4 separate regions of the Homo sapiens genome follow, and all the other regions are linked to region 3. A link is an interaction called in ENCODE POLR2A ChIA-PET data of the cell type or tissue named here. Cell type or tissue: OCI-LY7. All regions are shown on one strand. Each heading gives the region's core, and the rest is flanking DNA. Links, peaks and the distances in the headings are about the cores only. Region 1 overlaps ASH1L (ASH1 like histone lysine methyltransferase). Region 2 overlaps GON4L (gon-4 like). Region 3 overlaps ASH1L (ASH1 like histone lysine methyltransferase). Region 4 overlaps ASH1L (ASH1 like histone lysine methyltransferase).

Region 1 (8,258 bases), core at 1,526-6,525, 110 kb before region 3:
CCCCTGAAAAATGAATTATTGATGAAGCAAGAATTTAATATTATAAAATGAAATCAAGTGTTCTTGAATACTATCAGTTATAGTTAGAAAGTATTCTGTAACAGCAAGAAGAATTTATTAATAAAAGAAACAGCAGAATCTATGAAATACTTAGAAATATATTTAACAGCACATGTTTAGGATTTATATAGATATAAATACCCAGAAACACGAAAAAGCTTGACTAAATACATTTACTTTGTTATTGTAGAGCTAAAGTTAATGTTGAGATATGTTTTTCTACATTAAGATACAAAGTTAAAGCCATGTGAGGTTTTTTAAAAACTTCAATCATATCTCAAGTTTGTGAGGAAGTATACGTATGGAAAAACAGTCCGATGAAAAGGTTATTAAAGTAGTGGTGATATTTGCACAATTCTGTAACTATAGTTAAAAAAAACCCACTGAATTGTGCACTTTAAAAGGGTGAATTTGGTTGGGTGCAGTGGCACATGCTTGTAATTCCAACACTTTGGGAGGCTGAGGTAGCCAGATCACTTGAGCTCAGGAGTTCGAGACCAGCCTGGGCAACAAAGTGAGTGTCTTATCTCTAGAAAAAATTAGCCAGGCATGGTGTTGCATTCCTGTGATCCCAGCTACTTGAGAGGCTGAGGTGGGATGTTGGCTAGAGCTTGGGGGGGCAAAAGTTGTGGCAAGCTGAGATTGACACTGCACTCTAGCCTGGGCAACAGAACCGGGCCTTGTCTCAAACAAAAACAAGGTGAATTTTATGGCATGTGAGTTAAATCTCAGTAATGTTGTAAATAAAATAGAGAATTTCTATAGGAATACAAGAAAAAAAAAAAACCTACTTGTTTTCAAATATTCAAACGTTATTATGAAGTTATAATATCCATATATTAGTGGCACAATAATAATCATAAATATGAATGAAACAAAACCTTAGGAATTTAGAGTAAGATCCAAATACGAATAAGAATATGTAATAAGTATGTTATTACATTACATTAATTATAAATAATCAATGGGCATGAAATGAGTAATGTTCTTAGAACAATGAGCAATGTTCTTAGAACAATGAGCAAACCTTTTGGAATAAAGGCTGCTTCCCTACCCCCAGATTATATTTTTAGAATTTAACATGGCAAATAAAGGAAAAACGAAAAGAAACCGAAAAATAATTAATTGAAAGTGTAGTGAAGATTGTCGTCTAGAAGGACATGATTTTTCCAAGTATAAGAAAACAAGACTGGGCGTGGTGGCTCACGCCTGTAATCCCAGCACTTTGGGAGGCCGAGGCTGGCGGCTGAGGTTGGGAGTTCGAGACCAGCCTGACCAATGTGGAGAAACCCTGTCTCTACCAAAAATACAGAATTAGCCAGGCATTCTGTGCATGTGCAGTGGCACATGCCTGTAATCCCAGCGACTCGGGAGGCTGAGGCAGGAGAATCACTTCAACCTGGGAGGCAGAGGTTGCGGTGAGCCAAGATTGCACCATTGCACTCTTAGCCTGGGCAACAAGAGTGAAACTCCATCAAAAAAAAAAAAAAAAAAAAGTAAACAAAACTATATTCCACCTTAGGCTGGAATATATTTTTTCATGAATGAAAAAAAGAGAGCTGGGTACGGTGACTCACGCCTGTAATCCCAGCACATTGAGAGGCTGAGGTGAGTGGATCGCTTGAGGTCCAGAGTTCGAGACCAGCCTGGCCAACATGGTGAGACTCCATCTCTACTAAAAATATAAAAATCAGCCAGACGTGGTGGTGGGTCCCTGTAAACCAGCTAGCTACTTGGGAGGCTGAGGCACAAGAATTGCTTGAACCCAGGAGACGGAGGTTGCAGTGAGCCGAGGTTGAGCCACTGCACTCCAGCCTGGGTGATAGAGCTAAACTCAGTCTCAAAAAAATGAGAGAGAGAAAAAACCCCAAAACAAACCTATAAAGTTAAAGAGACTATTTTATTTAATGCAGTGATTAAGCACTTTAGTTATGAAATCAGACTATGTTTAAATTATTTCTTAATCATTTACTGGTTAAGTGACCTTGAGCAAGTTAGCCAATGTCTAAACCACTCTTTAATCTTTTAAATGAGGATAGTTATAGTAATTTCACTATATGGTGGTTGTAAGGAATATGTGAGGTAATTAGTACAGTTTTTCATAAGTATTTGAATACATAAAAGATTTTGGCCAGGCACAGTGGCTCATACCTGTAGTCCTAGCACTTTGGGAGGCTGAGGCAGGAGATTGCTTGAGGCCAGGCGTTCAAGACCAGCCTGGGCCTTTCACTTTTTAATAAAAATTTTTAAAACCTTTTGTTTAAGATTTTAACTTCAAGAAGAATAGTAGGTGAAAGAGAGCTGGTAAATTGGGAAAAATGTGCAACATGTGAGAAAGAAGTATTATATTAAGGGCCCATCTAAATTAGAAATGACCTCCACAATTTAGAAAAATATGGACCAGGATCTTGAACAGCTTTTCACTGCAGGAGAAATACAGATGGCCAGCAAAATCATGTGAAAAGACGTTTAGAATAATAGATAAGTCAAATATAAACAAATGCAATAGGAAGTCTTTTTTTTTTTTTTTTTTTTTTTTTTTTTTTTTTTTTTTTTTTTTTGGAATCAGGGTCTCACCCTGTCTCCCAGGTTAGAGTGCAGTGGTGTGATCATGGCTCATGGCTCACTGCAGCCTTGACCTCCTGGCTCAAGCCATTCTCCACTTCAGCCTCCCATGTACCTGAAACTACAGGCATGCACCACTGTGCCCAGCTAATTTTGGAGATTTATTTTTTGTAGAGAAGGGGGTCTCCCTGTGTTGCACAGGGTAGTCTCAAACTCTTAGGTTCAAGTAATCCTCCTGCCTCAGCTTCCCAAAGTGTTGGGATTACAGGTGTGAGCCACGAGGCCTGGCCAGAAAAAGAGAGAGAGAGAGTGTGTGTGTATGTGTGTGTGTGTGTGTGTGTGTGTGTGTGACGTAGTCTGGCTGTGTAGCCCATACTGGAGTGCCGTGGTGCGATCTTTGCTCACTGCAATCTCCGTCTCCTGGGTTCAAGCAATTCTGCCTCAGCCTACCTCAGAAGCTGGGATTACAGGTATGTGCTGCCACTTCCAGCTGGATTTTTTTTTTTTGTATTTTTAGTAGAGATGGGGTTTCACCATGTTGGCCAAGCTGGTCTGGAACTCCTGACCTCAAATTATCCACCCACCTTGGCCTTCCAAAGTGCAAGGATTACAGGCATGAGCCACCACGCCCAACCCTGGATGTCTTTATATAAGGTTGTGACATCTTACATACTGACAATTGGAAATAAAAAGTCTTTTTTGGCCGGGCATGGTGGCTCACACCTGTAATCCCAGCACTTTGGGAGGCCGAGGTGGGCAGATCACAAGGTCAGGAGATCGAGACCATCCTGGCTAACACGGTGAAACCCCATATCTACTAAAAATACAAAAAATCAGCCGGGCATGGTGGCGGGCGTAGTCCCAGCTACTTGGGAGGCTGAGGCAGGAGAGTGGTGTGAACCTGGGAGGCGGAGTTTGCAGTGAGCCGAGATGGCACCACTGCACTCCACCCTGGGCAACAGAGCGAGACTCCGTCTCAAAAAAAAAAAAAGTCTTACATGTCATTGTCTAGTGTGTAACTAATGCATATGCCCTTCAGCTTTGTACTTTCACCTTTAAAAATTTACCTGAAGGAAGTAATTGAACAAGTATGGAAAGAAAAATGCAATTGGATGTTTACCATATTGTTATTTATTTATTTATTTATTTATTTATTTATTTATTTATTTTGAGACAGTGTCTCCCCATTTATTTATTTATTTTTTTTGAGACAGTGTCTCCCTCTGTTGCCCAGGCTGGAGTGCAGTGGTGCAATGTCAGCTCACCGCAAGCTCCGCCTCCCAGGTTCACACCATTCTCCTGCCTCAGCCTCCCGAGTAGCTGGGACTACAGGCACCCGCCACCATGCCCGTCTAATTTTTTGTATTTTTCGTAAAGACGGGGTTTCACTGTGGTCTTGATCTCCTGACCTCGTGATCCACCTGCCTTGGCCTCACAAAGTGCTGGGATTACAGGTGTGAGCCACCGTGCCCAGCCCTTTTTTTTTTTTTTGAGACAGAGCCTCGGTCTGTCTCCCAGGCTGGAGTACAGTGACACAATCTCGGCTCACTGCAACCTCTGCCTCCCGAGTTCTAGTGATTGTCCTGCCTCAGCCTCCTGAGTAGCTAGGATTACAGGTGCGCACCACCACACCCAGCTAATTTTTTTGTATTTTTAGTAGAGATGGTGTTTTCACCATATTGATCAGGCTGGTCTCAAACTCCTGACCTGATGTTCTGCCCTCCTCGGCCTCCCAAAGTGCTAGGATTACAGGTGTGAGCCACCGCGCCCACATATTATTTATAGTAACAAAAAGCCAGAAACTATTTAATTACAGTCAGTAGGTGGTTGATTTTATGAATTATGAACTATTGTGAAACTGTTGAATTTAACATCTAACTCTTATTTACACATAAAGGTGTCATATCATTTAAAGCAAATGGGCTACAAAACAGCAAGCATTGTTGGCTCCATTTGTATAAAAGAATGTACACTTGTTTATTTTGATGTATATGGTAAAATATCTGAAATGTAAAGTCTTTATTCATGAAAGGTATTATTTATACTTTGGTTCTTTTTTTTAAATGAGAGTATTTTATATGTGGACTAAAGCTATTTTTCTGTTGGAAAAAATTACATGCTTAATATCATGTTTTAATACAGCATCTTTTTCAGTGCCTAATTGATAATATGCTCTCTTAAAGTGATAACTCTTATCAGTCATTTTAAAGTGTTCTTACAAGTGTAAGAGGATAATATCATCAGTACCAAATACAGTTTTCAAAATCTTTTTTTTTTTTTTTTTTTTTTTTTTTTTGTGACAGAGTCTTGCTCTGTTGCCCAGGCTGGAGTACAGTGGTGTGATCTCGGCTCACTGCATCCTCCGCCTCCTGGGTTCAAGTGATTCTCCTGCCTCAGCCTCTTGAGTAGCTGGGACCACAGGCATGCGCCACCCTGCTAATTTTTTTTTTTTTTTTTTTTTTGTATTTTTAGTATAGGCGAGTTTCACCATGTTGGCCAGGATGGTCTCACTCTCCTGACCTCGTGATCTGCCCACCTCGGCCTCCCAAAGTGCCGGGATTACAGGCATGAGCCACCGTACCCGGCTTCAAAATCTTAATGTTGTCTCATTCATTTATTTTATATAGTATCAGGATTTGGAAGAAAAGATTTTTGAAACCAACATCAAATTATCTGTGTGCCTTATTTAGTCATAGACCATTTACTGTGGGATATGAACTCTGTTTTAAACTGCTTTTAATTTCTCTCAGATATTTATTTCAGGTAAAAGTGAAAAACCAGGCCAGGCACAATGGCTCATGCCTGTAATCCCAGCACTTTGGGAGGCTGAGGCGGGTGGATCACGAGGTCAGGAGTTCAAGACCAGCCTGGCCAAGATGGTGAAACCCCGTCTTTACTAAAAATTCAAAAATTAGCTGGGCCTGCTGGCGGGCTCCTGTAATCCCAGCTACTCAGGAGGCTGAGGCAGAGAATTGCTTGGACCCGGGAGGCGGAGGTTGCAGTGAGCCGAGATGGCGCCACTGCGCTCCTGCTTGGGCAACAGGGCAAGACTCCATTTCAAAAAAAAAAAAAAAGTGAAAAACCAGGCTTGAACACATTCATTAGCCAATTAAGGAAGCTGAATATGTTTCTACTTTACTTTTAGACAGAATTTAAAAAATAACTTCCTATTTAAGTATAACATACATATAGAAAAATACCCATCATAAATGTAACAGCTCAGCGAATTTTCATGAACTCAGCCATATGGGACAACCAACATTCAGATTAAGAAATGTGTTTGCCAGGTGCGGTGGCTCACCCCTGTAATCCCAGCACTTTGGGAAGCTGAGGGAAAATCACTTGAGCCCCGGAGTTCGAGATTAGCCTGGGCAACAAAGCAAGACCTCATCTCTACAAAAAAACCAAAAAACAAAAAACAACACAAAAAAATTAGCCAGACATGGTGGCTTGTGCCTGCAGTCCCAGACTTGGGAGGCTGAGGTGGGAGGATCACTTAAGCTTAGAAGTTCAAAGTTAGAATCAGGTCACTGCACTCCAGCCTGGGCCACAGAGTGAGACCCTGTCTTAAAAAAAATAAAAAAGTAGTATGACATTGCTAGCACCCAGTAAGAACCCCTTGGGCTTCTTTCTCATTACTGTCCTTACCATGAGTAATAATTTTTTTTATTTTTAATATCATAATAAATTTTTCCTCTTTGTGGTCTTTATATAAATGAAGTCAGAATAGGTACTCTGTTTTTCTGGCTCCATTAATTCAGTGTTGTTCGTGAGGCTTTTTGTATGTTTGTTTGCTTTTGAGGTGGAGTTTCATCCTTGTTGCCCTGGCTGGACTGCAATGGCATGATCTCAGCTCACTGCAACCTCCGCCTCCTGGGTTCAAGCGATTATCCTGCCTCAGCCTTCCGAGTAGCTGGGATTACAGGCATGTGCTACCACACCCGGCTAATTTTGTATTTTCATTTCAGACGGGGTTTCTCCCTGTTGGTCAGTCTGGTCTTGAACTCCTGACTTTGAGTGATCTGCCCGCATCAGCCTCCCAAAGTGCTGGGATTACAGGCGTGAGCCACTGTGCCCAGCCAGAGCTTTTTTTTTCTTTTTTTTTTTTTAAACTGTAATACATGGTATTGCGTGTAATCATAGTTCACATTTTTAAGGATAAGTTTTAAAATTGGAAGTGTCATTTTCAGGCATAAATATGTTTAAAAATATTTAAAACAAACTGCTTAATATTTGTTTTTAAAAGTATAAAAGTAATGAATGGGAATTGTTTTTTCATTTTTAATTTTTGTGGATACATAGTGTATTTATGGGATACATGAGATGTTTTGATACAGGCATGCAGTGTGTAATAATCACATCATAGAGAATGAGGTATTCATCCCCTCAAGCATTTATCCTTTGTGTTGCACACCATCTAGTTATACTCTTTTAGTTATTTCAAAATGTACAATTAAATGATTATTGACTATAGTCACACTGTTGTGCTGTCAACAGTAGGTCTTATTTATTCATTCTTTCTATTTTTTTTTTTTTATTTTTGGTACCCATTAACCTTCCCCACCTCCCCGGGATTCTTTAATATAATGTGAAGAAAGTGTGTGGGGTTTATTTAATTTTCAAGTTAACATAAGTCTGAGTATATGAGACTGTCAAAGCCAGTTTGCCCTTGGGCAAAATTATAAGGTCCAGTCCAAAAGAAGAGATAGTTCCCTTTATTCTGAGTCAATCAAGTACCACATGTATTGTGTTCATTTAAAGGTGCCACATGTAAAGAGGGATATTTACAAACTTAAAACACTTGCATCAGAAAATGACCAGAAAGAAGTGAAACTGTTGAGTCAGGAAGTTAAATATTTTGGTTGAGTTCAAATGTCTGACAGCCATTGGGAAGAAGAGGAATTAGACTTACTCTGTGATTTTTAGAAAGTGAGACTTGGACCAGTAACTGAAAGTTGCAAAAAAATATATTTCACTTTACTCTTAGGAAGAACTTTTTTTTTTTTTTCAATAGACACATTTCATTATGGGAAATTTAATACAAAAACATAGTGACTAGTTCAAAGTGAAGATACTAGAGTTAGATACCTGTCACTAGGATCATCTTTTATATTTCTTGTCTAATATTTGGAAACAGTCATTTCTGCAGGAGCCCTGATTCATTTTAATGGGAAATGGTTTTAGAGACCACGGTCTTGAGGTGTTCATTGCTAATGGGTTGTCGATGTTTGTAGGCATTTTAATGGATAGAGAGGTAGATAGACTTCATATATTTTTAATTCTATCTTAAAAGTATAGCCTTTTACTTCTTTGATTTTATAGTTGTACGTTTTTTGCTTCTAACATTTTGGTTCCTAGTGATATTCACATGGTTACCTATTTTATCTATGTATCTGTTAGTCATCTATCTGTCTAAATTCAAAATTACTATATGTATTACCAGTAATATGCTCACTGAGGGCAATTTACCACTTTCTTTTGCTGGGCAAGATGGCTTGTGCCTGTTAGCCCAACTACTCAGAAGGCTGAGCGGGGGGAGGATGGCTTAAGCCCAGGCATTCAAGGCTGCAGTGAGCTATGACTATGCCATTGCACTCCAGCCTGGGTGACAGAGCAAGACCCCATCTCTTAAA
Region 2 (5,000 bases), core at 1-5,000, 440 kb before region 3:
TTGGGAGGTGGAGGTAGGAAGATTGCTTGAAGCCAGGAGTTCAAGACCAGCCTGGGCAACGTAATGAGACCGAGACCTTGTCTAGAAAAAAAAGCAAGAAAAGGAATTGGTGTATTCTTCCACATTACTTTTCCTACAGTTGAAGAAAACTAGTATGTTATTTCATAACATTCTTTTCTTGGCTATACATCCCCCAATTTCTCCCCCCCTTTTTATTTTGGGAGTCTTGCTTCATCGTCCAGGCTGGAGTGCAGTGGCACAATTCTGGCTCACTGCAACCTCTGCCTCCCAAGCTCAAGTGATTCTCCTGCCTCAGCCTCCTGAGTAGCTGGGATTACAGGTGCGTGCCACCATGCCCGGCTAATTTTTTTGTATTTTTTAAAATTTTTATTAGAGATGGGGTTGCACCATGTTTGGCCAGCCTGGTTTCAAACTCCTGACCTCAAATCATCTGCCCGCCTTGGCCTCCCAAAGTACTGGGATTACAGGCATGAGCCACTGTGCCTGGCCTTTTTGTTTTGAGATGGAGTCTCACTCTGTCACCTAGGCTGGAGTGCAGTGGTGCGATCTCAGCTCACTGCAACCTCTGGCTCCCAGGTTCAAGCGATTCTCATGCCTCAGCCTGCTGAGTAGCTGGGATTATAGGCATGCACCACCACACGCATCTAATTTTTGTAGTTTTAGTAGAGATGGGGTTTCACCATGTTGGCCAGGCTGGTTTCCAATTGACCCATGTGATCGCCCGCCTTGTCCTCCCAATGTGCTAGGATTACAGGCGTGAGCCACTGTGCCCGTCCCATATCCTTTTAAAAGTATGCCAAAAGAAGACTCTACTGAACCAGATATGGTTTGACTAGTAGTTAGATTATCTCCACAGTGTTCCAGATTACATATTTCTCCTAATGTAGCCTAAGGTCAAATTGACCTTTGTTTTTGGCAATCACATCACTTTTTTTGGTCTGGTTGACTAACTCTTGTTGCATAAATTGAAATTTCATCTTTCTCTAGGATGTGTTCACAAATGAATAGGTGGTAGCTATGATGAAAGCAGCCATCAGTGAGGAAGTTCTATGAAGTCTACTTGACATATAGAATATAATTAACATGGCTGGGCACGGTGGCTCATGCCTGTAATCCCAGCACTTTGGGAGGCCGAGGCAGCTGGATCACCTGAGGTCAGGAGTTTGAGACCAGCCTGGCCAACATGGCGAAACCCCGTCTCTACTAAAAATACAACAGTTAGCTGGGCGTGTGGTGGGCGCCTGTAATCCCAGCTACAGAGACGAGAGGATCGCTTGAACTCAGGAGGGAGAGGTTGCAGTGAGCGGAGACCATGCCACTGCACTCCAGCCTGGGTGATAGAGCAAGACTCTGTCTTAAAAAAAAAAAAGAATATAATTAACATTAATTCTTTATTTGATTTGGGGAAAAAAAATCCAAGGAGATCAAATTAGGCTCTGAATTATGTTTATTGGCCATGAATATAGATGTGGAGAAGTTGGGCCATCCAAGACGGTATAGTTTACGTAGGAGAGCAAGTATTAAAATGTAGGTCTCTTGCTTCTTAATTCTTTCTTTTTTTTTTTTTTTTTTTCAGTGACTTGCTCTGTTGCTCAGGCTAGAGTACAGTGGCCTAATCATAGCTCACTGCAGCCTTGAACTCCTTCCTGTGCTCAAGGGATCTTCCTGCCTTAGCCTCGCAGACAGCTAGGCCTATAGGCATGTGCCACCATGTCCAGCTAATTGGTTTTTTTGAAACATTCTTTTGTAGAAATAGGGTCTTAATGTGTTGCCCAGGCTGAACTCAAACTCCTGGGCTCAAGTGATCCTTCTGCCTTGATCTCCCAACATGGGGGGATTACAGGCATGAGCCGCTATACTTGGCCTTCTTAATTCTTACTAGACTGACTCCAACACACTTCTGAATGCTGGCTTGCCTTTCTAATGGATTTGGCAGTAGGTAGGAAAGGGAAATGGGCCTGAATCACATCATTCCCTTTACCCTATATTGGTCCCACCTACACAGCACTAGATAAATGGTCAGAACATAGCAGGGCTGATTTGATTTGAGAAGCTAAGACTCCTTTTAGAGACAGAACCTAATGGCCAGTTGGCTTTTGTTCATAAGGTGCTTTTGGTTGGGTTACAATTAAATGGTCAAGAAATTATACATCCTCAATGGCATTTTATCAGCAGTATATAAGAACTTTAAAAAAGTTCTTTAGGCTAGATGTGGTGGCTCACACCTATAATCCCAGTGCTTTGAGAGGCTAAGGTGGGAGGATTGTTTGAGCCCAGGATTTTGAGACCAGCCTGGGAAACCTAATGAGACTCCATCTCTACAAAAAATTTAAAAAATTAGTGAGGCCTGGTGAGGAGGCATGCCTGTAGTCCTAGCTAATTAGTAGGCTGAGGCAGGAGGATCGCTTGAGCTCAGGAATTTGAGGCTGCAGTGAGCTCTGATTGTGCTGCTGCTCTAGCCTAGGCAACAGGGCAAGATCCTGTCTCAAAACAAAAACAAAAACAAGAAAAACTTTCCCCCTAGCTCTTATAAAAATTTTCAAACATTCAAAAAGTTGAAAGATTGTTACAATGAATCTAAATTCCAAGAGTAATATTTTGCCATATTTGCTTTATATCTCTCTGTGTTGTTTTTTCCTGTACTATTGGAAAAATAAGTGTGGACAACATGAAACTTTGCCCTAAATGCCCTGGTAAAAGCTTTTTTTTTTTTTTTTTTTTTTAAGAAAAAAAAAAGCCCATAGGCAGAGCAGGGCTACCCCATAGGCAGAATAGTCCATAAAAGCTTTTCATGGCTGGCTTTTTGGAGTTGTACTTATGGTGGATTCATGTAACTGATTACAAAAATATATTGCTGTTAAAAGACTACTGTAACCAAAATATCTTAGGTTTGTGTAGTTTAATAGTTTATAAATAGTTGTCACATCTGTTGTTCCATGTAAACCGCAGCTGTGATATGAACAAGGTAGACATTGTTTTCTTCATTTATAGAAAGAAGTGAGGCTTACCAGGTGTAAGGCAGAAATGCTAATGACAGTAATAGATTCTTTCCTGGTTTCTTCTTTCTAACTCTGACAAATAATTGAGAGTATACCCTCAGGGATAATCAACACCTCTAGATCACTGCAGTTACTTGTTAAGTATATGGCTGTTAGTGATGGTACAGAGGAAGTAAACATGAAAAACAATTATTTCAGTTAAGATAACTTAATTATTTATATTCTTTGTTGGTAGGTAATTCCAACATGGAATATTTCACCAATTAAGAAGGCCAATGAAATTAAGGTAAACTTGGAAGAAATAATTGTTATTCTTTTCCAGAAAGACTTCATCGGTTTTGAAACTTAAGTACTTCCTCTTTAACTTTTCTTGATCAATCTTTGTTTTAATTCCAGCTTTGTTTTTTTCCATTCTATTACTCTTAGGTTTGTATCTCATGGAATTCACTTTAACCTCTGCCTCGTGTTATTTGCTTTAGCTGTACATTATGCTCTTAGGATTTTTTTTTTTTCTGCCCTGCTTCTTCCCCTTATTTTCCAAATACGTATGATTTGTGTTTCCCATTACTTCATTTCTTTCTAATTGTACTAATGTAGCCTCCTCAGTTTGTGGATATCCACCTTGAAGAAGATGATTCCTCAGATGAAGAATACCAGCCGGATGATGAAGAAGAAGATGAAACTGCTGAAGAGGTCAGTGAATGTTAGTTGGTAATATTTGTCTTAATAGAGCAGGGTATACTTTGCTTCCTTAGTAATGTCACTTGTAGAGAGGATTGAGACATGGTTCTTTTTTCAGCTCATTTCTGTGCTTTAAGCTGTTTTTCTGCCCTTTATACTCCCTTAATTTTAGAATTTGTTGTATTATGAAATACAGCATAGAAACGTGCATAGAATAAAAATGTATAGCTTTGGTTATTATAATGCAAATCCTCATGAAACTCATAGCAAAGTCAAGAAATATATCATTACTAGGACAACCCCTGTATACCCTCCCCAGTCACAATCACCTCCCTCCCCCTAAAAATAACCACTACCCTGCCTTTTAGTAATTATTTCTTTGCTTTTCTTTATAGTTGTATCACCTCAATATGTATCTCTACACACTGTAGTTCAATTGTTACTGTTTTGAACTTTATATAAATGGACCCATGTTTATATGTTTTGTTCCTAGCTTTTTAAAATTCAACATTAAGCTTTTGAGATTCATTTATACTATTGGTTTTAGCTATACTTCGTTCCCTTTCATTGCTGTGTTAATATGTTCTTTGACTTGTTTCTTAATGTGTTCTTTGAATTGTTTTGTAAAAGGATTTTAGACCAAGGCCTTACACTTTGTAATGCAGATTAGGATAGTGATCTGATCCCTGTCCCCACCTTTAGGATTTTTTTTTTGAGTCTCCTCTGTTGCCCATGGAGTGCAGTGTGCGATGTTGGCTCACTGCCATCTCCATCTCCCGGGTTCAGGCAAGTCTCCTGCCTCAGCCTCCTGAGTAGCTGGAATTAACAGGCGTGCGCTACCATGCCTGGCTAATTTTTGTATTTTTAGTAGAGATGGGGTTTCGCCATGTTGGCCAGGCTGGTCTCGGACTTCTGACCTCAAGTGATCCACCCGCCTCGGCCTTCCAAAGTGCTGGGATTACAGGCATAAGACACTGACTGCACCTGGCCTTTAAGTTTCTATTTAAATTTTATTTTCTGTTACTGTAACTAGTTGAGTGATGGATTTTATTTATTTATTTATTTATTTTTGAGACAGAGTCTCGCTCTGCCACCCAGGCTGGAGTGCAGTGGCGTGATCTCGGCTCACTGCAACCTCCATCTCCTGGATTCAAGTGATACTCCTGCCTCAGCCTCCCGAGTAGCTGGGATTACAGGTGCACGCCACCGCGCCTGGCTTATTTTTGTATTTTTAGCAGAGACGGGTGTTCACCATGTTGGCCAGGCTGAGTGATTGATATTTTATGATTCCTTCTCTTG
Region 3 (5,000 bases), core at 1-5,000:
CCAGCCTGGTTTGGTTTTTTGAGACAGAGTCTGTGTCGTTGCCTGCTGGAGTGTAATGGCACGATCTGGGCTCACTGCAACCTCCACCTCCCAGTTCAAACAATTCTCCTGCCTCAGCCTCCTGAGTAGCTGGGACTACAGGTGTGCGCCACCACACCCAGCTAATTTTTGTATTTTTAGCAGAGACAGGCTTTCACCATGTTGGCCAGGCTGTTCTCGAACTCCTGACCTCAAGTGATCCACCCACCTCGGCCTCCCAAAGTGCTGGGATTACAGGTGTGGGCCAGCACTCCTGGCAAGGCTGTTTTTTTGTTTTGTTTTGTTTTCCTTTTTTTTTGAGACCGTGTCTCACTCTGTTGCCTAGGCTGGAGTGCAGTACGTGATCTTGACACACTGCAACCTCCACCTCTACCTCTGCCTCCCAGGTTCAAGCGATTCTCCTATTTCAGCCTCCCAAGTAGCTGGGATTACAGGCGTGTGCCACCACACCCAGCTAATTTTTGTATTTTTAGTAGAGTTGGGGTTTCACCATGTTGGCCAGGCTGGTCTTGAACTCCTGACCTCAAGTGATCTGCCTGCCTCAGCCTCCCAAAGTGTTGTTGGGATTACAGGCATGAACCATTGCGCCCAGCCAAGGTTGGTTTTTTTGTTTGTTTGATTTTTGTTTTTTTTTGAGACGGAGTCTCGCACTATTGTCCAGGCTGGAGTGCAGTGGTGCAATCTTGGCTCACTGCAACCTCTGCCTCCCAGGTTCAAGCAATTCTCCTGCCTCAGCCTCCTGAGTAGCTGGGATTACAGGCGCCCACCACCACACCCGGCTAATTTTTTGTATTTTTAATACAGGGTTTCACTATGTTGGCCAGCCTTGTCTCTAATGCCTGACCTCGTGATCTACCTGCCTCGGCCTCCCAAAGTGCTGGGATTACAGGCATGAGCCACTGCACCCAGCCAAGGATGTCTTTTAATAAGCAGGAGTATACTCTAAAATAATGATGAAAAGTATAGTATATTAATTATAAAACCAGCAACAAAGACATTTTATCAAGTATTATGTATTATACCTAATTATGTCTGCTATGCTTGTATTCAACTGGTAGCGCTATAGGTTTATTTGCACCAGCATCACCACAAACACATGATTAACACTTTGCACTGCAAAGTTATGACAGCTAGGAGGAATTTTTCAGCTCCCTTATTACCTTCTGGGTCCACCATCATATATGCAGTCCATTGTTGACTAAAACATTGGCACATGACTATATGTATAAGAATTTCATTCTTTTGGCCAGGTGCGGTGGCTCATGCCTGTAATCCCAGCACTTTGGGAGGCTGAAGCAGGTGGACCACCTTAGGTCAGGAGTTCAAGACCAGCCTGACCAACATGGAGAAACCCTGTCTCTACTAAAAAAAAAAAAAAAATACAAATTAGCTGGGTGTGGTAGCACATGCCTGTAATCCCAGCTACTCAAGAAGCTGAGGCAGGAGAATCGCTTAAACCCAGGAGGCGGAGGTTACAGTGAGCCGAGATCGCACCATTGCACTCTAGCCTGGGCAGCAAGAGCGAAACCTCATCTCAAAAAAAAAAAGAATTTCATTCTTTTTAAGGCTGAATAATTTTATATAAGACAAAAACAAAAAAATCAAACAAAAATACTATTTCAATAGGTAGGAAAAAATGTTAAAAGATCATAAATTTGCCTGGAAAACTTCTCGAGTTATTTAAACACAAGAATTTCTCCTTTTTGTAATCAACCTTAGGTTATGTGTAATAATGAAGAGCAGGTGCCAGATGCTGTACCCTTAATAATTTTTAATAATAATAAAATATTTAATAAGCTTCATAATGACCTGTGTGTTTTTGGTTGTAGTTTTGCTGTATTTGTTGTTTTATGTAGACTATTATACTTAAAATATATCTTCGGCATATATCGTGTGGAGTATAGTGGGAAAGAAGAGCTAAAATTAAAAATTGGTGATGGAAAAATCCTTAAAGAATTAAATCTTTATTTTTTTAGTCAGTACATGTTAGTTCTTGTAGCTGTTTGACACCTTTGTATAAGCAAATATTAGAAAAGGTATTGAAATTAATAGTGTTTTTTGTTTCAGGAAAGTATCTAAGACAAAAGAGAATTGACTTCCAGCTTCCTTATGATATCCTTTGGCAGTGGAAACACAATCAGGTACAGAGAGCCTGTTTTACCAGGTTTCATTCTTAAGTGGTAAAGGGGGAGGGGTGGAAATGCAAGTGTTTTTCTCTCCCCTTGTTATGTTTTCATCTTAGGAGGTTTTCAGAAGTGTCCCTGTGAAGGTTAGGACTAAGAAAAATGAATTTGCATCCATCTTTAATGTGACCTATTTGCCTTTACTCTTACTGCAAAATAGCAGTAAGTTCCTGCTTTCCTAGGCAACCTTCTGTTGTTATTCTGGACTTTTATTTTGGTAGCAAAGATTTTGTTCTGTAAGAATTCTATTTGATGCAGGTCTCAGGAGAATTTAGATGTACTGCCAGCAGCACTAAGAAATTTCAGACTTTATTTTTGTTGGCTCCTTCTTATCAGTTTGAAATTTATTTTTCACATGCAAAAGAGATTCTTCTATCAAAGGAAGCAGGGAAATGTTTAACACTCTTGCACTTTTAAAAAATCTTTAAATATATTGGTAACTAAAAACAGGAAGATGCCGTGTTTTTTCTCTTGCTTCCCAAATTGAAAAGTTTCCCGTAGTGATTTTTGTATTAGCTTATAGCCCCCAGGTCTCATATTGAGAACAACCATTGGGAAATAGAAATAGTCATGCAATTGAGGTGAATAGATTTCTTGAGTTCTGCCAAAATGCCACCAAAGGTTTATTTTGGAAAGCCAAAATTGACATTCCCCTCTGCGTTGTCTTCTCCAATGGCCTCTCTTGAATTCTGAGAGTATTAATATGTTAGGTATTTGTCTCAGAGTTTTTAACAATGAAGGAGAGAATGCTTTGAACATACTGACTAGAAAATAATGGTGGGATTATTCCAATATATTAATAAACAGTCTAGCTTTGTGCAAGTTGCTGTTTGTTTTGTACAGTCCCTTATGGCAAAATGCTGGAAGACTGCCTCTCTTCTAATGCATTCTTTTTTTTTTTCTTTCTAATATCTTCTTGATTATAATGTGAGAGCTCCATTTTGCCTGCCTGCCCTCTCTCCTTTATTCACTAAATTAATTGCCTTAATTAAAATTTGAAATGTTTTCCTATAATTCTCAACCTGAAAAGCCAGGGTACTCATCTTTTTAATTTCATGTACCCACCCAGACATCTAAGTAAGTCCTATGCATGTTGTTTTCCTTTCTTTTGATAGAAGCAAATAGAATCTTAATTTGTCCAAATGAATAGCTTTGGTCTCCAGTGTGATTTTCATTTAAGTCTATCCAACAACATGCTGAAGAAACATGTAATTCCACTTGTATAAACTATTTAGTGCTTCTTCTGTTGAATCTTATTCTCTCACCTTTTATTTCAGAGTAAAAAGAGATCACACCAAGAGTTTCCCTCAAATGTATCCAACCCAAAATGTCTTGTAAATATTTCCAGATGAGCAGAGCACATAGAAAATTTCCTGTATTTTTAGTGATTGATGCTGCCGTCTGGCATTTGAAGTTAAATGCTATATCAAGATTTTTCTTCTTTTCTTCTAGCTATACAAAAAGCCAGATGTCCCACTATATAAGAAAATTCGTTCAAGTGAGTAACTTAGGAGCTATTTTTTCTGCCTCTATACGTTAATGTTCTTCTGAGCCTAGCACTTGAAAAATTATCCTGTATGTTCACAAACTATTCTTTGCTTTCTTTTCAAGATGTCTACGTTGATGTCAAACCCCTTTCTGGTTACGAAGCTACCACCTGTAACTGTAAGAAGCCAGATGATGACACCAGGAAGGGCTGTGTTGATGACTGCCTCAATAGGTACTGTCATGCTTTGATTTCTCTAAAGCATAGGCTTTAAGGTATACATACAACACTTCCTTTGGAGGGTACAGTTAAATAGGCTCTTTGATTTTTTTCAAGAAGTTGCACAAAGATATATAAACCATAATGGGTGGGCGGAATACAGAAACAGAAAATGAATGAGATTTAGAGTCTTGTGTGTGCCTTCGTTGGTTTAAATCCTTTTACTTTTTTTTTGTTTGTTTTTTTTGTTTTGTTTTGTTTTGTTTTTTTTTTGAGACGGAGTCTCCCTCTGTCGCCCAGGCTGGAGTGCAGTGGCGCGATCTCGGCTCACTGCAAGCTCCGCCTCCCGGGTTCACACCATTCTCCTGCCTCAGCCTCCCTGGTAGCCAGCACTGCAGGCACCCACCACCACACCCAGCTAATTTTTTTTGTATTTTTAGTAGAGATGGGATTTCACCGTATTAGCCAGGATGATCTCAATCTGACCTCGTGATCCACCAGCCTCGGCCTCCCAAAGTGCTGGGATTACAGGCGTGAGCCACCGCGCCCAGCCAATCCTTTTACTATTTATGAGACCTGAGAAAAGTTATTTAATGCATCTAATAAAAGTAATACCTTACCTTCTCTATGGAGGGTTTGTGGAGATTATATGAGACTGTTGATAAACAATGTTTGTGAAGTTTTGGCTTTCTTGTTTTGGGGTTTTTGTTTTGTTTTGTTTTGTTTTTTTTAGAGATAGGGTCTCACTGTGTTGCCCAGGCTGGATTCAAACTCCTGGGCTCAAGTAGTCCTCCTACCTCAACCTCCTGAGTAGCTGGAACTATAGGTATGTGATACTGTGCCCAGCTCATAAAACATTAAGCACAGTCCTAGGTACCTTCCTAGCTCTCAATATATGGTTGCCACAATGAGGAAGCAGAATAGGACAGTGGCAGTGAGAGTGAAGAGGAAGGGCATAATATATTTTAGAAGAAAAGTATGTTGATAAACCATCGGCATATAGGGGATATGCTCTTCATATGGGGATATATTCTCTCTCTGAAAATAAAGTGTGGAATCTAACTGAATTGGAG
Region 4 (6,967 bases), core at 1-5,000, 150 kb before region 3:
TGGTTAGTAATTTTCTAAAGAGTTTACTTAATGCTGTAATGATTTGTGCAAAAGTATTTAATGCTGTAGGTACAGTGTTACTTTCCTTTGAATTTGGACCAGACTGTCCCACATTGTTCCAGAGATTTGAAAACATAAATCCCAAAATTGCATGTGAGATGAATATTGAGTTTGCCTGTTTGAGTGAAGAGATTCTAGCAATCTTAGGTCTGTGTTTTTCCTTGGAAATGTATTTTAAGTTGAATATATTGTAGTAGAAACCAAAATAAGTTGTGTTACAACATGGCATCCTTGCCCCTGGATGGAAAACCTAGATTGTTTAGATATTTTTCCAAAAGCTGAAAGAATGATATTCTCAATGAACATTGCTTTGAAAGTTCAAAAAACAGCATTCTGGCAGCTGCTGTAGGGACTGTTTTTCAAGCAGTTTACATTCAGCAGATAAAAAGCACTCTGTTGTGAAATATCTTCAGAATTTGGGTTTATCTTGACTAGAAACTCTTAAATTTGGTATGTGGGGTTTGCCAATCATGATTTTCCAGTTTTACTACCTAAATGGATTCTCAAAATATGCCTGTAAGCATACTGTTCGTTTTTCTCCTTGATCATGTTAGGGAAATGTAGTATTTCTCTCTTCTCATATACATTTTTAGGGGGGGAAATAAATGTTTTCAAATCTCTTTTCAGTTTATTGGTACTCTGCTATTTATGTAATAATATGTGTCACTTGGATTAAGTTTTATAATTTTTTTTCATTTTTAAAATGAGAATCATGTTTCTGTCAGACCTTTCTCTGTAATGTTTTGAAAGGGAATTAAGTGCAGATAAAAAATGAATTCTTTGCTTGAACCCGGGAGGCGGAGGTTGCAGTGAGCCGAGATCACGCCACTGCACTCCAGCCTGGGTGACAGGGAGACTCTGTTTCAAAAAAAAAAAGAATTCTTTGGAAAAATGCTGAAATTCTTCATTTATACATATAAATTTTGCAGTTATACATATTAAGACATGGAATTCTTTCATTACAAAAATTGTAATGGGAAAATTTAAAATGTATGCATTTGTGAGTAATGAATATAAAAGCAATTCTTTTTTTTTTTTTCCAAATTGTAAAATGTTGTGGGTTTTTTGTTACATCTGTTTTTTGAGATGGGGGTCTCTCTTTATTGCCCAGACTGGAGTGCAGTGGCACGATTCTAGCTCACTCCAGTGTTGAACACTTGGGCTCAAGTGATCTTCTCATCTCAGCCTCCAGAGTAACTAGGCCTACAGGTGTGTCCCACCACACCCAGCTAATTTTTTAATATTGATTGATTGATTGAGACAGAGTGTCACTCTGTTGGCCAGGCTGGAGTGCCTCTGGAGTAGCTAGGACTACAAGTGTGTCCCACCATACCCAGCTTATTGTTTGATTGCCCGGGCTAGAGTACAGTGCTGTGATCATGGCTCACTGCAGCCTCGACCTCCTAGACTCAGGTGATCCTCCCACCTCAGCCTCCTGGGTAGCTGGGACGATAGGCACGTGCCACCATGCCCAGCTAATTTTTTTGATTTTTTTTTTTCCTTCCCGAGACAGAGTCTTGGTCTGTCACCCAGGCTGGAGTGCAGTGGCACAGTCTTGGCTCACTGCAACCTCCACCTCCTGTGTTCAAACAGTTCTCCTGCCTCAACCTCCTGAGTAGCTGAGATTACAGGAGCGTGCCACCATGCCCAGCTAATTTTTGTATTTTTTTTTTTTTTTAGTAGAGACGGGGTTTCACCATGTTGGCCAGGCTGGTCTCAAACTCCTGACCTCAAGTGATCTGCCTGCCTTGGCCTCCCAAAGTGCTGGGATTACAGGCGTGAGCCACTGAGCCCGGCCTAGAAAGGGGACAATTTGAAGCTCGTAAAATATAACCCACATAAGTCAGGGAATTAATTCTACAAATATTTATTGAACACCTACTATATGCCAGCTAGTGTTCTACGTGCTGGGATATAGCAGTGAACCAAACTGATAAGTCTATTTCCTGGTAGAGTTCAAATTTCAATGGAAAGATGTACACAACAAATATATAGTACACCAGGTGGTAAGAAGAGTATGAGAATAAAATAGGATACTGAATGTGAGTAGAGGGTGGTGGGGGGATAGGTGTTTTTTTTAGGAAATGCTTCTTCTGTAAAATTACGTTTAGACAAAGATACGAAGGAAGTGAAAGAGCAAGATATGCAATTATCTGGGGAAAGGGTGTTCTGTCAAGCGGAATGGTAAGTGCAAAGGTCCCAAGGTAAAGAGTATTTTTGTTGTGTTTGAGAAACAGAAGGGAAACTTCTTTTTTTTTTATTTTTTTTATTTTTTTTTGAGACAGAGTCTTGCTCTGTTACCTAGGCTGGAGTGCAGTGGCGCAATCTCGGCTCACTGCAATCTCCACCAGAAGGGAAACTTTTGTACCTCCTTCTTGGAACTAAGTGAGGAGACTGGTAGGCGATGGAAGAGAGGTAGAGAGGACTTTAGGACAAATTAAATTGGATCTTTAGACCATTTAAAAAATTTTGGCTTCTGCTTTGAGGGAGATAGGAAGCCTACGAAAGGGTTTTGAGCAGAGGAGTGACATGATCTGAATCAGGCTTTGAAAGGATCACCCTGCAACTGAATTGAGAAGACTGGAAGAGATATGAGGGTTGAAGCAAGGAACCAGTTAGAAGCATGTTGCATTTTGCAAGCTATGCATCTGACAAAGGTCTAATGTCAGCATCTGTAAGGAACTTAAGCAAATCTATGAGAAAAAAAATGATTAAAAAGTGGGTAAAGGACATGAACAGACACTTCTCAAAAGAAGACATACATGCAGCCAACAATCATGAGGAAAAGCTCAACATCACTGATCATTCAAGAAATGCAAATCAAAACCACAGTGAGACCATCTCACATCATTCAGAATGGCTATTAAAAAGTCAAAAAAAAAAAAAAAAAGATGCTGGCAAGGTTGCAGAGAGAAAGGAGTGCTTATACACTATTGGTGGGAGTGTAAATTAGTTAAGCCATTGTGGAAGACTGTGGTCATCCCTCAAAGACCTAAAAACAGAAATAACATTTGACTCAGCAGTCCCGTTACTGGGTATATACCCAAAGGAATATAAATCATAAAGACAGATGCATGCGTATCTTCATTGCAGCACTATTCACAATAGCAAAGACATGGGATTAACCTAAATGCCCACCAATGGTAGACTGGATAAAGAAAATGTAGTACATATACATCATGAAATGCTATGGAGCCACAAAAAAAAAATGAGATCATGTACTTGGCAGGATCATGGATGGAGTGGAGGCCATTATCTTTGGCAAACTAGTGCAGGAACAGAAAATCAAATACTGTATGTTCTCACATATAAATGGGAGCTAAATGATGACAACACATGGACACATAGAGGGGAACAACACACACTGGGGCTTATTGGAGGGTGGAGGGTGGGAAGAGGGAGAGAATCAGGAAAAATAACTAATGGGTACTAGGCTTAATACCTGGGTGATGAAATAAACCCCCATGACACAAGTTTACCCACGTAACAAACCTGCACATGTACCCCTGAACTTAGAATAAAAGTTAAATATATTAAAAAATCAATAAATCAATGGACTTTGAGTTAAGCAGATCACCCTCCATAATGTTGGGGAGGAACTTCATCTACTCAACTGAAGGCATTAACAGAACAAAAGATTGACCTCTCCTCAGTAAGAGGCAAGTCTGCCAGCAGAATGAAAACATTGGGTCTTCCTGGGTCTTCAGCCTGCCACTGACCCACCCTGCAGATTTTGGGACTGGCCAGCTTCCATAATCATGTGAGCAATTCCTTTAAATAAACCTCTTTCTTTAAAAAAAAAAAAAGCTATTGCAATAATCCATTCACATATTTATCATCACTTGGATCTAATAGCTGTCAGAGTAATGACAACTGGTTAGATTCTGCATACATTTTGAAGGTAAAGCTGACAAACTTAGCTGACCAAATGGACATGAGGGGTTTGAGAGAAAAAGCAATTAAGGATGGGTAGAGATTTTTGGCCTAAATATTTCTCTTTGGAATTACCATATTTTGAAATGAAACCTGTAGGAAGAATAGATTTGGGGCAGTGGGCAAAGATGAATTGATTTTAAACATGTTAAGTGCCTATCTATTACACAATCCAGTCAGTATGTCAAGTAAGCATTTAGATATGTGAATCTGAAGTTCCAGAAAGAGGTCTCAGCTAGTCTCTATCTGAAGATAGAAATTTGTGAATCATCAATGTTAGATGAAATTTAAAGCCGTAAGACTGGATCTGGTCATTTGGGAACTGAGTGTAGATAGAAAAAGGAAGAGGTCCGGGTACCCTGCGTCACTCCAGTATTTAAAGGTCATGGAGGAAGGAAAGAACCTGCAAAGGAGACAGAGGGTAGTAGCCAGTGAGGAAGAACAATCAAGAGAGGAGTCCCAGAGCTGGGCACGGTGACTCATGCCTGTCATCCCAGCTACTCGGGAGTCTGAGGTCGGAGGATTGCTTGAGGCCAGGACTTGAAGACTAGCCTGGGCAACCTAGTGAGACCCTGTCTCTAAAACAGTGAAAAAAAATTGGACATGGTGGCACATGCCTGTATTTCTAGCTACTTGGAATAGCTACTTGGGGTCTGAGGCAGGAGAATCACTTGAGCCCAGGATTTTGAGGCTGCAGTGAGCTATGATTGTGCCACTGCACTCTGGCCAGGGTGACAGAGAGAGACCTTGACTCAAAAAAAAAAAAAAAAAAAAAAAGGTATCCCGTAAGTCAAGTGAGGTAGCGAGGGAGCTGTTTAGCTGTGCCAAATTCTGTTGATAGGTCAGGTAAGATGAGAGGACTGAGAATTGATCATTCTTCTTAGCAATGTGGAGGTTGTTGGTGACCTTGACTAGCAGTTTCTATGGAGGGGTGGCAGTGAAAGTATAATCAGTATGTTCAAGAGAAAAAGCAAGGATTGGAGGTCAGGGAGAATAGACAATATAGAGAATTCTAACAATTTTGTTGTGAAGAGGAACAGAGAAATGGGAAGATGGTGGAGGATGTGGAGTCAAGAGGAATTTTTTTTTTTCTTTTTTTTTGAGACGGAGTCTCGCTCTGTCACCTAGGCTGGAGTGCAGTGGCACCATCTTGGCTCACTGCAACCTCTGCCTCCCGGGTTCAAGCAATTCTCCTGCCTCAGCCTCCTGAGTAGCTGGGATTACAGGCATGCGCCACCACACCTGGCTAATTTCTTATATTTTTGGTAGAGATGGGGTTTCACCACGTTGGCCAAGCTGGTCTTGAGTATCTGACCTCAAGTGAGGTCTGCCCGCCTTGGCCTCCCAACTGCTGGGATTACAGGCGTGAGCCATCTTGCTCGGCTAAGAGGAATTTTCTTCCATGAGAGATATTATAGTATGTTTTTGTTTTCAGGCTTATTGGCATTATTCAGAGGAAATATGAGAAATGGATGATGTGAGAGAGAAAGGAGATAGTTGCCTAAATGAAGAGGTTGAAAGGAGAGATCGTTTATATATTGTGATAGGAAGGCAGTCAGACTATAGGAACAGACACAGGTAGGAAGGTAGGTAGATATATGGTGGGCACTTGTGGCACTTTTCTGTTTGTTACTGCTTCCTATCTGACTACTGCTGTGATCAGATAGGAAGCAAAATTAGGGACAATGAAGAAAGGGGAGATGGGATGAAATAGTTTTTTAGGAGAGTGGTAGAGGGAATAGATTAGGGAAGTGTATTGGCAGCACCAAGGGCTTACTCGGAGTTAGTGGTCAGGAATATAAAATGAGATCATTGAGTGTTATTGTTTTTCTTAGACTAGCTGTGATGGTACAGAGACAGAAGATGTATAAAATATGATTTGGAAGTATGTTAGTGCTGAAATTAGGATATTTTAGTAAATTTACAGAAAACCACCTATGTGAAATATAAACATATTAAGAAAAAACTTGTGTATAGTTTTCTCATTGTAACACAAGATAAAGTTATGTAAAACAGGAAAAAAGACATTTGCTACATGCCAATCATTGTATTAGAAGTTACAGGAACCTTAAAATTCACTCATTCATTTATTCAGCTATTTATTGGGTACTAAAATTTGTGCTATTCATTGTTTCAGCTGCTGGGGTTACAGTGGTGAGCAAGCCAGAAGAGGTTCCTATCCTCATGAAGCTTATATTTTAATTATACAGTTGGCCTTCCCTATCTGTGATTCCGCACCTGTGGATTCAACCAACTGCGGATGAAAAATATTAGAAAAAATTAAAAATAACAATACAATAATAAAAAATTATACAAAATTTTAAAGTACAGTTTAATAACTATTTATATATCATTTACATTATGTTAGGTATTATAAGTAATCCAGAGATGATTTCAAGTATACAGGAGCATGTGTATAGGCTGTATGCAAATACCATACCATTTTATATAAGTGACTTGAGCATCGTCAGATTTTGGTATCTGAGGGGGTGGGATGGGAGGTGGGAGGACTTAATCTGTTGAGGGGTATAGCTGACAAATACAGAACAAGAAAAAAGTTAATTGCCCTAATTGTGATCTTATATGGATCATAAATATTCAGGGATGGATCAGGTCAGTGCAAGCTTAAATATAGGTCTGAGAACATAGGTCTAGAATCCATTACCCAAATGTTGGTGCCGTAAGTTTTTTTCTTTTTAAAAAAATTCCCTGCAAGTGTTACACGTTTTTCTTTTTTCTTATTTTTCTTCTTCTTCTTTTTTTTTTTTTGGCTTTTAGAAATGTAGATTGGGTGAACTGGCACAGTGGTGTTTGGGAGTAGTAGCATCCTTTACTAACTTAATCAAGCCCATTAATACTTCTGCATTGTAATTTATCATTATTCATGGAAATTAGGGTAATTAAGACTAAAATGGGTCCGTGTCAAGTTTTATCACTAGGTTTTGAAAAAACTTGGATTTCAGAGTTTTTTGGA

What was found. Peaks named below come from ENCODE experiments on the same cell type or tissue, not always from the same donor. Only the 100,000 strongest peaks of a DNase experiment are listed, where the experiment ranks them.
Region 1: POLR2A ChIA-PET joins it to region 3 with 8 read pairs; 3 of 35 experiments call an interaction of 5 or more read pairs at or near these places.
Region 2: POLR2A ChIA-PET joins it to region 3 with 5 read pairs; 4 of 35 experiments call an interaction of 5 or more read pairs at or near these places.
Region 4: POLR2A ChIA-PET joins it to region 3 with 5 read pairs; 6 of 35 experiments call an interaction of 5 or more read pairs at or near these places.

Annotation. Positions count from the first base shown.
Region 1 is chr1:155,485,332-155,493,589 of GRCh38, reverse strand. The region is part of intron 2 of ASH1L (ASH1 like histone lysine methyltransferase); the gene reads left to right. Among named protein-coding and RNA genes, the nearest start is that of ASH1L-AS1, 73 kb to the left of the region's middle. In OCI-LY7, for the core only: no CTCF peak of the experiment used is centred there; no DNase peak of the experiment used is centred there.
Region 2 is chr1:155,814,518-155,819,517 of GRCh38, reverse strand. It overlaps GON4L (gon-4 like), which reads left to right. Exons shown (of 32, transcript NM_001282860.2): 7 at 3,256-3,306; 8 at 3,618-3,713. Among named protein-coding and RNA genes, the nearest start is that of GON4L, 40 kb to the left of the region's middle. In OCI-LY7, for the core only: no CTCF peak of the experiment used is centred there; a DNase peak (open chromatin) is centred at 2,967; H3K4me3 peaks cover 689 bases; H3K27ac peaks cover 2,616 bases.
Region 3 is chr1:155,377,223-155,382,222 of GRCh38, reverse strand. It overlaps ASH1L (ASH1 like histone lysine methyltransferase), which reads left to right. Exons shown (of 28, transcript NM_018489.3): 8 at 2,107-2,180; 9 at 3,675-3,720; 10 at 3,834-3,942. Among named protein-coding and RNA genes, the nearest start is that of MIR555, 33 kb to the right of the region's middle. In OCI-LY7, for the core only: no CTCF peak of the experiment used is centred there; a DNase peak (open chromatin) is centred at 2,412.
Region 4 is chr1:155,525,335-155,532,301 of GRCh38, reverse strand. The region is part of intron 1 of ASH1L (ASH1 like histone lysine methyltransferase); the gene reads left to right. Among named protein-coding and RNA genes, the nearest start is that of ASH1L-AS1, 33 kb to the left of the region's middle. RefSeq lists an enhancer at 1,623-2,124. In OCI-LY7, for the core only: no CTCF peak of the experiment used is centred there; DNase peaks (open chromatin) are centred at 2,211 and 2,851; H3K4me3 peaks cover 1,562 bases; H3K27ac peaks cover 2,775 bases.